2 separate regions of the Homo sapiens genome follow, and region 1 is linked to region 2. Evidence: read pairs that join two places in POLR2A ChIA-PET (ENCODE). Cell type or tissue: CD4-positive, alpha-beta T cell. All regions are shown on one strand. Links, peaks and the distances in the headings refer to the core of each region. The heading gives the core; the rest is flanking DNA. Region 1 overlaps TMOD3 (tropomodulin 3). Region 2 overlaps LEO1 (LEO1 component of Paf1/RNA polymerase II complex).

Region 1 (5,381 bases), core at 331-5,330, 83 kb after region 2:
TCCTGACCAATCTAGGTGCTTCCCCCTGTGCCTCTGTGTGGCATGCTGTGCCTCCTACTCTTGGAACTGTAAGTAATAAACTCTTCTTTCAAGGCAGTAGTTTCAGTGTGTGTCATCCATTACCAAACCTGATTAAAACAACATCCTAGGAACATTTTAAAACAGGAGGAGTGTGCTACTGGTCAGGGATGTTGTTAAACATCCCTCCAAGGCACAGAACGGCCCCCCTACAACAAATTATCCAACCTCAAAAGTAAATACTGTCAAGATTGAGGAACCTGGCCTAGGGACTAGATAAAGTCTTATGCTTTTTCCAGTTTTTTTTTTTTTTTTTTTGAGATAAGTCTTGCTCTGTCACCCAAGCTGGAGTACAGTGGTGCAATTTCGGCTCACTGCAACTTCCACCTCTCTGGCTCAAGCAATTCTCATACCTCCACTTCCCAAGTAGCCTGGGGCTACATGCGTGCACCACCATGCCCAGCTAATTTTTGTATATTTAGTAGAGACGGGGTTCACTATGTTGGCCAGGCTGGTCTCGAACTCCTGGCCTCAAGTGATCCACCCGCCTCGGCCTCCCAAAGTGCTGCGATTATAGGCGTGAGCACCCAGCCACTTTTTCCAGTTCTAAAACATTTGATTCAAATAGGTCTAATAGATTGAACTGCCTACAGAAGATACTGTTGTGATGTGATAAAAACAGCATCATTATCCTGAGTAATCCCCCTCCAATCAGATGTACTGGGAACTTTTCCTTATAATAGTAATTATGGTTAAGGGATTTGATCTATGGTATAGATACATCATCCAGTAACAACAACGTTATAAAATGAACTCCATCTCAGTCCTTAGAGGATACTTAAAATCAACGTCTTGGCATAAAGAAATGTGGTAAAGAAAAGAAGCCTAGCAAACAACCATTACCTTCACGACCTTCAGGCTCTTCCTTCACTGCCCGTCCTCCAACATATCAGGGAATAACAATTCAAGGGTCATGGGTGTCTATCTTAGCCTTGTGTAATTTATAAGACAAACAACATCCACCTTGCAAGTTAAAGCTTACATACATATATTCATGTCTGCTCCACAGTGGACTGCTGTATTGCCAAGAAGTTACTTAGATCTATTCTACCAATGTCTGGAAATGTAATCAATTCGGTCAGCCTCTTTCAGAAAGGGAACAATTAGATTTAGGGTCATGAAGAATCTTTTAGAGGCATTCTACACTGGAGCCACCTGGCATAGAAGCTCTGAAGAGACAGAGGTTGGCGTGTATCAAAAAGGTAACCATCTGCTGCATTGTACTAAAAATATCCCTTCCTGCACAGAGGAGAAAAATTTCTTAGAGGAGGAAAAAATTTCAGGAGATGTTTGAAAACAAGGATACTGAAGTAGTTTAGGACAGTCATGTCATTAAACATATGGAGGCAGAAGTGGGGAACTGGAGAGAGAGCCAAAAGCAACTTGATTTGGATAAAGTGGAGGAAAGGGTGGAAGGTGCCAGAGAAAAGTCATGGAAAAGCTCAAAGGCAGCTACTGAGTTTCAAAGAATTCGAAAAGTTATTTCATTTCTCTTCATCACCTAGCACCTACCTCGGGGTCAAGATCATCCAAAACAGTTTCCAGTTGTTTCAGTTCTGTTTCTGACAGATTCCCAAGGAGCTCATCTTCATCAAGGTCTTTGTACTTTTCTAAGTCCTTACGGAATGGCAGTGCCATGATGTGCAGGGCAGCAAGTCACTTAATTTTTGCTGTTCAGTACAGTCAGAAGTGATCTCTACTTTTTCTTAAAGCTATGGAGAGAAGAAACAAATACATTTTAAATAGTAAGTCATCTCCACCTACTTAGATCTAATTCTCAGGTTAAGTGAAATGTAATTTCCATGTGTCATATATTCTTTGATCACATATCACATACTATTCTTGTTTATGAATCATTCAATGCCTTTTGCCTTGTGTTGAGAAAAAAAAAATCAACCAGGAAAAAAGAGGGAAAAGATAAAACAAAATTCAAATCCATTAAGGCAGCCACTTGATAGAATTTAGAATTTCTAATAATTAAATTTTAGGGGGAAAGAAATTATGTGTCAAAATAAAAGATTTTCCATCAATAGCTTTCAAATTATTTTACCAGAGTACTTTGCTTCAGCACAATATGTTTAAGGCACATTTGTTTTACTATATATTGTTTAGGAGAACAATATGACTCAGTATTAATATGGGGGGATAGCAATACATTCCACATGACAGGAGTGGTCTCTTGCCACTAGGAAAAATATTCTTTTGAAAAGATGCATTTGAAAATATTTTTCTGAGGTGTTTTTAAAGGAAAAAAATACAGCATTCTGAAGATGATTGAGTAAAATACTCAAAATCATGCTGGGATATGTCATCCACTGACTGACAAGGTTGGTGGGAGGGTCTGACTGTGGGAAGGGACCATCATCATTTCCTTCCTGTGCGGTCTCTCCCAGGCAGCCATGAGGTTAATCAACAAGCAGGTTAATAGTAGCTCTAGAGACACAGAAGTTGGCATATATCAAAGAGCTAATCATCTGCTGATTCGGCAGGACTGTTCTATAGGAAAGGCGAAACCAAGGATTTCTGCATATTCCAGCCATATGTATGAACTGTCTGTCTCATAAAATATACCTAGTACTGGGCCAGACGCAGTGACTCACATCTGTAATCCCAGAACGTTGGGAGTCCGAGGCAGGTGAATCGCTTGAGCTCAGGAGTTTAAGAGCAGCCTGGGCAACATGGTGAAAAATACAAAACATCAGCCAGGTGTGGTGGTATACACCTGCGGTCCCAGCTACTCAGGAGGCTGAGATGGGAGGATGGCTTCAGCCCAGGAGGCAGAGGTTGCAGTGAGCCAAGATCGTGCCTTTACACTCTAGCCTGGGTGACATAGCAAGACCTTGTCTCAAAAAAAAAAAAAAAAAAGTACCTAGTACCTATGGAAATAAATACACTTTAGACTTAGTGATTTGGTTACGTTTTTCTTGACTGCAAAATGCTCAGTACTTCAGTTTGATACATTTCCTTTACTACCCCTTCCCTCAAGTTTTCTCAGCTTAATATTTTAGTATGTTTTTTCTGCAAACCAGTAACATTTTAAGGCTCCTTTGATGTGTTTCCATCTCCCATGAATGGAAATGTTCAAACTGTTTAGAAAGGCAGGCTCACCACTGGAGTCTGACAGCAATTTGACTAGCAACCACCTTGGGTCCAACAACAAGCAAATGGGGGAGCTTCCTGCACGTGTTCGCGGTTGAGAAGCTCCCATGGGGTTGTAGAGTTCGGACCTCATGGCAGAGATAATTCAGGAACACAAAGAAGATCAGCTCCCTGAATTGGAACAGCTAGAGCACATTGGACTGTTCAGTCATGCAGAGATTAACGCTATCATTAAGAAGGCTTCTGATCTACAGTACAGAATCCAGGAAAGAGCCCTTTTCAAGGACGACTTTATCAATTATGTTCAACATGAAATTAATCTTTTCGAACAGATCCAGAGAAGAACACGCATTGGATATTCATTTAAGAAGGATGAGATTGAGAATTCTATTGTACACCAGGTACAAGGTGTTTTCCGAAGTGCCTCAGCAAAGAGGAAAGACGATGTTCAACTTTGGCTCTCCTATGTAGGTTTTTGTTTGTTTTTTGAGATGGAGTCTTGCTCTGTCGCCTAGGCTGGAGTGCAGTGGCATGACCTCGGCTCACTGCAACCTCTGCCTCCTGGGTTCAAGCAATTCTCCTGTCTCAGCCTCCTGAGTGGCTGGGACCACAGGCGCCTGCCACCAGGCCCGGCTAATTTTTGTATTTTTAGTAGAGACGGGGTTTCACCTTGTTGGTCAGGCTGGTCTCCAACTCCTGACCTCAGGTGATCCACCCGCCTCGGCCTCCCAAAGTGCTGGGACTACAGGCATGAGCCACCGTGCCTGGCCTCCTATGTAGTTTTTTGTAAGAAATGGGCTACTAAAACTCAACTTAGCAAGGTATTCTCTGCCATGTTGGCCATTCATTCCAACAAGCCAGCTTTGTGGATTATGGCAGCCAAATGGGAAATGGAAGACTGCTTGTCTTCAGAAAGTGCAAGGCAACTATTTCTTTGGGCACTGCACTTTCATCCAGAGGGCCCAAAACTTTATCAAGACTACTTTAGGATGGAGCTGATGCATGCTGAAAAACTGAGGAAGGAAAAGCAAGAATTTCAAAAAGCCAACATGGATGTGGAGAATCCTGATTATTCTGAAGAAATCCTTAAGGGCAAATTGGCACGGATCATCTATGAAAATTCTGTAAGCATAATTTAAGGTGCAGAATTTCATGTGTCACTGCTTTCAACTGCACAGCGATTTGACTTTGCCAAAGGTCTACAAATAGAAATTTATGATGACCCTCAGGCTCTACACACAGATGATCTTCTCACTTGGGATTATGCGGCAAGGTGACAATTAGAGATCGAGTCACAAACGGGAGAAGAGCAGCGTACAGCCTACAACGAAATAAGACAAAGCAGAGGAGGGCCAGAAGGAGGACAGATGCTGTGCCGTATATGAAGAGGCAGTGAAGACTCTGCCAAGGGAGGCCATGTGGAAGTGTTATATCACCTTTTGCTTGGAAAGATTTACTAAGAAGACAAATAGTGGGTTCCTCAGAGGGAAGAGGTTGGAAAGAACCATGACTGCATTCAGAAGGGCACATGAACTCAAGCTTCTGCCAGAATTCCAATACAAGCAGTTGACTTGAGTTGTTGCTGTGCCATAACTTCCTGAGGAAAGCTCTAGAGGTGGCAGTAGCTGGGACTGAACTGTTTATAGAGACTCTGGGACAATGTGGCAGATGAAGGTGCATGTGCTGATTGACTCAAAGAGCCCTGACATAGCCATGCTTTTTGAGGAAGACTCTGTGCACCTGAAACTCCAGGTTTGTCTACCATTGTGGACTTCTTGGCAGAGTGGAGTGAAGGTGCCAAAAGCCAAGAAGACACCGAGGCAATCTTTAAGAAAGCTCTCTTAGCTGTCACAGGTGCCAACTCAGTAACCCTGAAGGATAAGTACCTGGATTGGGCTTATCAACATGGTGGCTACAAAAAAGCCAGAGCTGTGTATAAAAGTTTACAGAACAGCCATCCATTTTCAGTTGACTTTTTCAGGAAAATGATTCAGTTTGAAAACAGCAAGAATCCTGCAAGATGGTGAACATTAAGAGAATATTATGAGAGGGCTTTGAGAGAGTTTGGATCTGTAGATTCTGATCTTTGGGTGGATTGTATCAAGGAACCATTGAACCACCCCCTTGGTAGACCTGAAAACTGCAGACAGATCTACTGGCGAGCAATGAAAATGTTGCAGGGAGAGTCAGCAGAGGCATCTGTA
Region 2 (5,381 bases), core at 292-5,291:
TTTGGAATTAACTGTTACTGGTGGAAGAATGTCTCAGGCTTTAATAGTTGACTTCGTAAGAGTAGGGTATCTTGCCTCTTTAGACACCTTGCACACAAACCTTTTTCATCTTTAAAAGTGGTCAGGTTTTTGTATTTTGAGAGGGTAAGTCTGCTTCATTTCCGCATATCTAAAATTTATACTTATCTTTAAATCAAAAACTTTAAAATTATTTGGTTCCCCTGGGAGGAAATATACAGAGGGAACTAAAGATATTTATCAGAAGAAAACATTTAAGAATGAATAGGTCACTGTCTTTGAAAGTTACTCACAGTTGGACACAGTGGCTCACGCCTATAATCCCAGCACTTTAGGGGGCTGAAGAAGGAGGATCGCTTGATTTTAGGAAGTTCAAGACCAGCCTGGGCAACATGGCAAGACTTCATCTCCACTAAAAAGAAAAAAAAAATCAGCTGGGCATGGGTAGGTAGTGCACACCTGTGGTCCCACCTACTTGGGAGGCTGAGGCAGGAGGATCACCTAAGCCCAGGAGGTCAAGGCTGCAGTGAGCCATGATTGTGCCACTGCACTCCAGCCTGGGCCTCAAAGCAAGACCCTGTCTCAGAAAAAAAAAAAGGTGACTCACAATCTGTACTTTTGCTTTCAGAGGAACGAGCCAGAATCTATTCATCAGACAGTGATGAGGGATCAGAAGAAGATAAAGCTCAAAGATTACTCAAAGCAAAGAAACTTACCAGTGATGAGGTAAGACCAAATTTATTCAATTCTAGGGGTTTATCCTGTACTCAGGAGCCAACTGCTTTGAATGAAGAGCTCACAGATCAGGCAGGCACAAATTAGTTGTCTACACACGTCACTGAAATCCAGTGAGATAAATGCAGTAACAAGACAGAGTGATCCAGAGGAGGATCTGATACCTGTGCTTAGAGAGGTCTTAGAAGGCTGCATGGAGGATAAGACTTCTTGCTGGGTGTTGAAGAGTGATCAGAAGCTTGCTGGTCAAACTGTCCTGTCTCTGGTAGGTCACTCCGGATAGATGGAAAGGCCTGGAAGAAAAGGTGCAGGTCCCTGACATACCAAGGCTAATCCAAGAGAGAATGACAGATCATTCAGTGTGGTAGACCAGAGGGTGTATCTCCTTTTTGTAAAACTTCTCAGTATTTTTTTTTTAAATTAGGAAAATAATTCATTCTTGGTTGGATGCAGTGGCTCATGCCTGTAATCCCAGTATTCTGGGAGGGCTAGGCAGACAGATTGCTTGAGCTCAGGAGTTTGAGACTAGACTGGGCAATATAGGGAGACCCCATCTCTCCAAAAAAATACAAAAATTAGCTGGATGTAGTGGTGTGTGCCTGTAGTCTCAGCTACCAGAGTCTTGAGGTGGGAGGATTGCTTGAGGCTGCAGTGAGACATGATTGCACCACTGCACTCCAGCTTAGGCAAAAGAGTGAGACCCTGTCTCAAAAAAAAAAAAAGAAAATGATTTCATTCTTATGTTGGGAAAACCTATTTTCTTTTTATTTAGATGAAACAGTATTTGGCCGGGCATGGTGGCTCATGGCTGTTAATCCCAGCACTTTGGGAGGCCGAGGCAAGCGGATCACCTGAGGTTGGGAGTTCGAGACTAGCCTGACCAACATGGAGAAACCTCGTATCTACTAAAAATACAAATTAGCAGGGCGTGGTGGCGCATGCCTGTAATCCTAGCTACTCTCAGCCTCAGGAGACTGAGGCAGGAGAATTGCCTGAACCTGGGAGGTGGAAGTTGCAGTGAGCCGAGATCGCGCCATTGTGCTCCAGCCTGGGCAACAGGAGTAAAACTCCATCTCAAAAAGTATTTGAAATTGTATTGAGTAATTTAATAAATTGAAATAAATTTTCATTTATTATTGACATAAATTATTTCAAGATAATTTAAAAATATTTTATCTTATTTTTAAACAGCATCTTTTTCATATTATAAGAGAATAGGCCCTGAGAATTTTTCTTTTTCTTTTTTTTTAAGACAGAGTCTCGCTCTGTTGCCCAGGCTGGAGTGCAGTGGCGTGATCTCGGTTCACTGCAAGCTCTGCCTCCTGGGTTCATGCCATTTTCCTGCCTCAGCCTCCCGAGTAGCTGGGACTACAGGCGCCTGCTACCATGCCTGGCTAATTTTTCGTATTTTTAGTAGGGATGGGGTTTCACTGTGTTAGCTAGGATGGTCTCAATCTCCTGACCTTGTGATCTGCCTGCCTCAGCCTCCCGAAGTGTTGGGATTACAGGCGTGAGCCAGTGCGCCTGGCCTCTTTTTCTTAACACTCCAGTGAGTATTTAACACCCCACTGGGTGATGTGGAGATACTGAGAAATTTAAAGTTTTCATTATACCAGTGAAATACTATATAAAGTAAAATACTATATATGGTATAACAGATGGTGAAAAGTGATAAGGAGACAAATTATGCAGGAAAACGATATAGAGAATGCTCTGGGGGGTCTTGGGAGTTGGGATGTTATACTTTTAGAAATGCTGTTCAGGGAAGCTCTCACTGGAATGGTGATCTTTGAGTAAACGTCTGAAGGTAGTGACAGTGAACTCTTCAGCTCTCTGGAGAGTGTTGCATGCAGAATTAGGAAGTGCATAGGCCCTGAGGTGGGAACCTGCCTGGCATGTGTGAAGAAAGCACAGAGGCTGAAGCTGGAGCCTTGTGAGTGAGAGGAAGAGGGCAGAAATATGATAGGGCCAGGTCACCTAGGGCCTCACACCATTTGTAAGGCTTTTTTTTTTTTTTTTTGTATTTTTTGTAGAGATGGGGTTTCAGCATGTTGCCCAGGCTGGTCCCGAATTCATGGGCTCAAGCAGTGTGCCTGCCTCAACTTCCCAAAGTGCTGGGATTACAGGCATAAGCCACTGCGATGGACTGTTTTATTTTGGTTTTTTATTCTGAGTGGTTTTCATTGGAAGTTTTCAGCAGAGGAGAGAAGATATGATTTAACTCTTAGTAGGATCACTGACTGCTTTGTTGAGAGTATGTTGATTGTGCCTGTGAAATAATGGCCTTACCTGTTTCCCAGGTATCTATAGATCAAGGTAGCATAGCAGAGCTGAGAGAGTAGAGGCTTTGGAGTCTTAAAAGACTACCTAGGTTGGAATCCTGCTTCTACCACTGAAATCTTTTATCTTAAATGTCTGGCTTTTCTGAACCTCATTTTTCTCTCAGCGTTGCTGTAAAGTTAAAATTTTATATCATATCATGTGTATAAATTAATATAAAGTTTTATTACACATAGTATATATGAAAAGTATATATTTATATTATGAAGATATCATTACTATTTCAAAATGTGATGAAATTGGAATTGTTAAAAGGCACATGGAAACAGACTGTTGACCATTTCAGTTTGTTCTCTGACAAGTAGGCCTAAACTCTCTAAGATAAGGACTTCCCTTAAGTTTCATTCAGGAGTAAATCAGTAATGTACCAGACAGCATGATTATTAGCAATTAAAAATTATAAATAATTTTTTAAAAATTCTTATTTCTATCCTTTACCCTAACTGGTACCTTTGTAAAGCTATGTAGCTGAAATTCCTATTTTCTTCTTTGGTATCTTTATCTGAAATATATTTTACCCTCTTGAAACATTTTCAGTGGTTGTGCAATTTTAGGGCAATTTTCTTTCAGGAGATTTTTGGCTTCCATTATTATTATTGAAAAATGAGCTTTCTAATGGTGATTTCTTTTGGCACTTTGAATATGCCATCCTCTGCCTTCTGCCCTCCATTGTTCTGATGAGAAGCCAGCTCTTTATCGTCTTGAGATTCCCTTGCATGTGACAAGTCATTTTTCTCTAGCTGCTTTCAGGAAGTTTTCTGTCTTTCAGCATTTTTACTGTGATGTATCTGCACGTGGTTCTCTTTGCATTTATTCTACTTGCAATTTGTTGAGTTTCTTGGATGTGTAGGGTAATGTTTTTCAACAAATCTGGGAAGTTTTCAGTCACTGTTTCATTTAATATTTTTTCTGCTGTTTTCTGTCCTCTCCTGCCATTCCCATTAGGTGTATGTTGGTGTGTTTAGTGGTGTCTCACATTTCTCTGGGACTATTCATTTTTCTTCATTCTGTTTTCTCCGTTCTTCAGATTGCATAATCTCTGTCGATCCATCAAGTCTGCTGATCCTAGTTCAAATCTACTATTGTGCTGTTCTGGTCACATTTCATTTCAGTTACCCTTTCAGTGTAAGAATTCCCATTTGGTACCTTTTTTTTTTTTTTTTTAATCACTTCTCTCACTTTAGTGATATTCTGTCTTGCTAATACATTGTTATCATGCCTTTCTTTCTTTCTTTTTTTTTTTGAGACAGGGTCTCACTCTGTTGCCCAGGCAGGGGTGCGGTGGTGCGATCTCGGCTCCCTGCCACCTCCATCTCCCAGGTTTAAGCGATTCTCCTGCCTCAGCCTCCCAAGTAGCTGGGATTACAGGCACATGCCACCATGCCTGGCTAATTTTTGTACTTTTAGTAGAGACGGGGTTTCACCATGTTGGCCAGGCTGGTCTCGAACTCCTGACCTTGTGATTCACCTGCCTCAGCCTCCCAAAGTGCTGGGATTACAGGTGTGAGCCACTGTGCCTAGCCTATTTTTAAATTTATTTTATTTTATTTATTTATTTATTTTTGAGATGGATTTTCACACTGTCGCCCAGGCTGGAGTGCAGTGGCGTGATCTTGGCTCACTGCAACTTCCGCCTCCCGAATTCAAGCGATTCTCCTGCCTCAGCCTCCCAAGTATCTGGGATTACAGGTGCCCGCCACCACGCCTGGCTAGTTTTTTGTATTTTTAGTAGACATGGGGTTTCACTATGTTGGCCAGGCTGGTCTTGAACTGCTGACCTCATGATCTGCCCGCATTGGTCTCCCAAAGTGCTGGGATTACAGGTGTGAACCACCACGCCCAGTCTATTTTTTATACACAGAGGGTCTCACTTTGTTGCCCAAGCTGGTCTCAAACTCCTGAGCTCAAGGGATCCTCTCACCTCAACCACCCAAAGTGCTGGGATTACAGGCGTGAGCCACTGTGCCTGGCACTAGACAAAATTTGTTTGTTGTTTTTTTTTTGGTTTTTTTTTTTTTTTTGAGACAAAGTCTCATTCTGTTGCCCAGGCTGGATTGCAGTGGTGCCATCTTGGCTCACTGCAACCTCCACCTCCTGGGTTCAAGCAATTCTCCTGCCTCAGCCTTCCTAGTAGTTGGGATTATAGGCACCTGCCACCACGCCCAGCTAATTTTTGTATTTTTAGTAGAGACAGGGTTTTGCCATGTTGGTCAGGTTGGTCTGGAACTCCTGACATCAGGTGATCCACCCACCTCGGCCTCTCAAAGTGCTGGGATTACAGGCATGAG

The links. ChIA-PET counts read pairs that join two places held together with the same protein. Peaks named below come from ENCODE experiments on the same cell type or tissue, not always from the same donor. Only the 100,000 strongest peaks of a DNase experiment are listed, where the experiment ranks them.
Region 1: POLR2A ChIA-PET joins it to region 2 with 10 read pairs; 2 of 35 experiments call an interaction of 5 or more read pairs at or near these places.

Annotation. Positions count from the first base shown.
Region 1 is chr15:51,859,220-51,864,600 of GRCh38, reverse strand. It overlaps TMOD3 (tropomodulin 3), which reads right to left. Exons shown (of 10, transcript NM_014547.5): 2 at 1,591-1,790. The coding sequence starts at 1,716. It also overlaps the pseudogene LOC100422490. Among named protein-coding and RNA genes, the nearest start is that of TMOD3, 32 kb to the right of the region's middle. In CD4-positive, alpha-beta T cell, for the core only: no CTCF peak of the experiment used is centred there; a DNase peak (open chromatin) is centred at 2,450; H3K4me3 peaks cover 596 bases; H3K27ac peaks cover 662 bases.
Region 2 is chr15:51,942,655-51,948,035 of GRCh38, reverse strand. LEO1 (LEO1 component of Paf1/RNA polymerase II complex) reads left to right here. Exons shown (of 12, transcript NM_138792.4): 11 at 647-744. It overlaps LOC112268148 (a long non-coding RNA gene), which reads right to left. Exons shown (of 3, transcript XR_007064635.1): 3 at 741-1,046. Among named protein-coding and RNA genes, the nearest start is that of LEO1, 26 kb to the left of the region's middle. RefSeq lists a silencer at 833-1,046. In CD4-positive, alpha-beta T cell, for the core only: no CTCF peak of the experiment used is centred there; no DNase peak of the experiment used is centred there.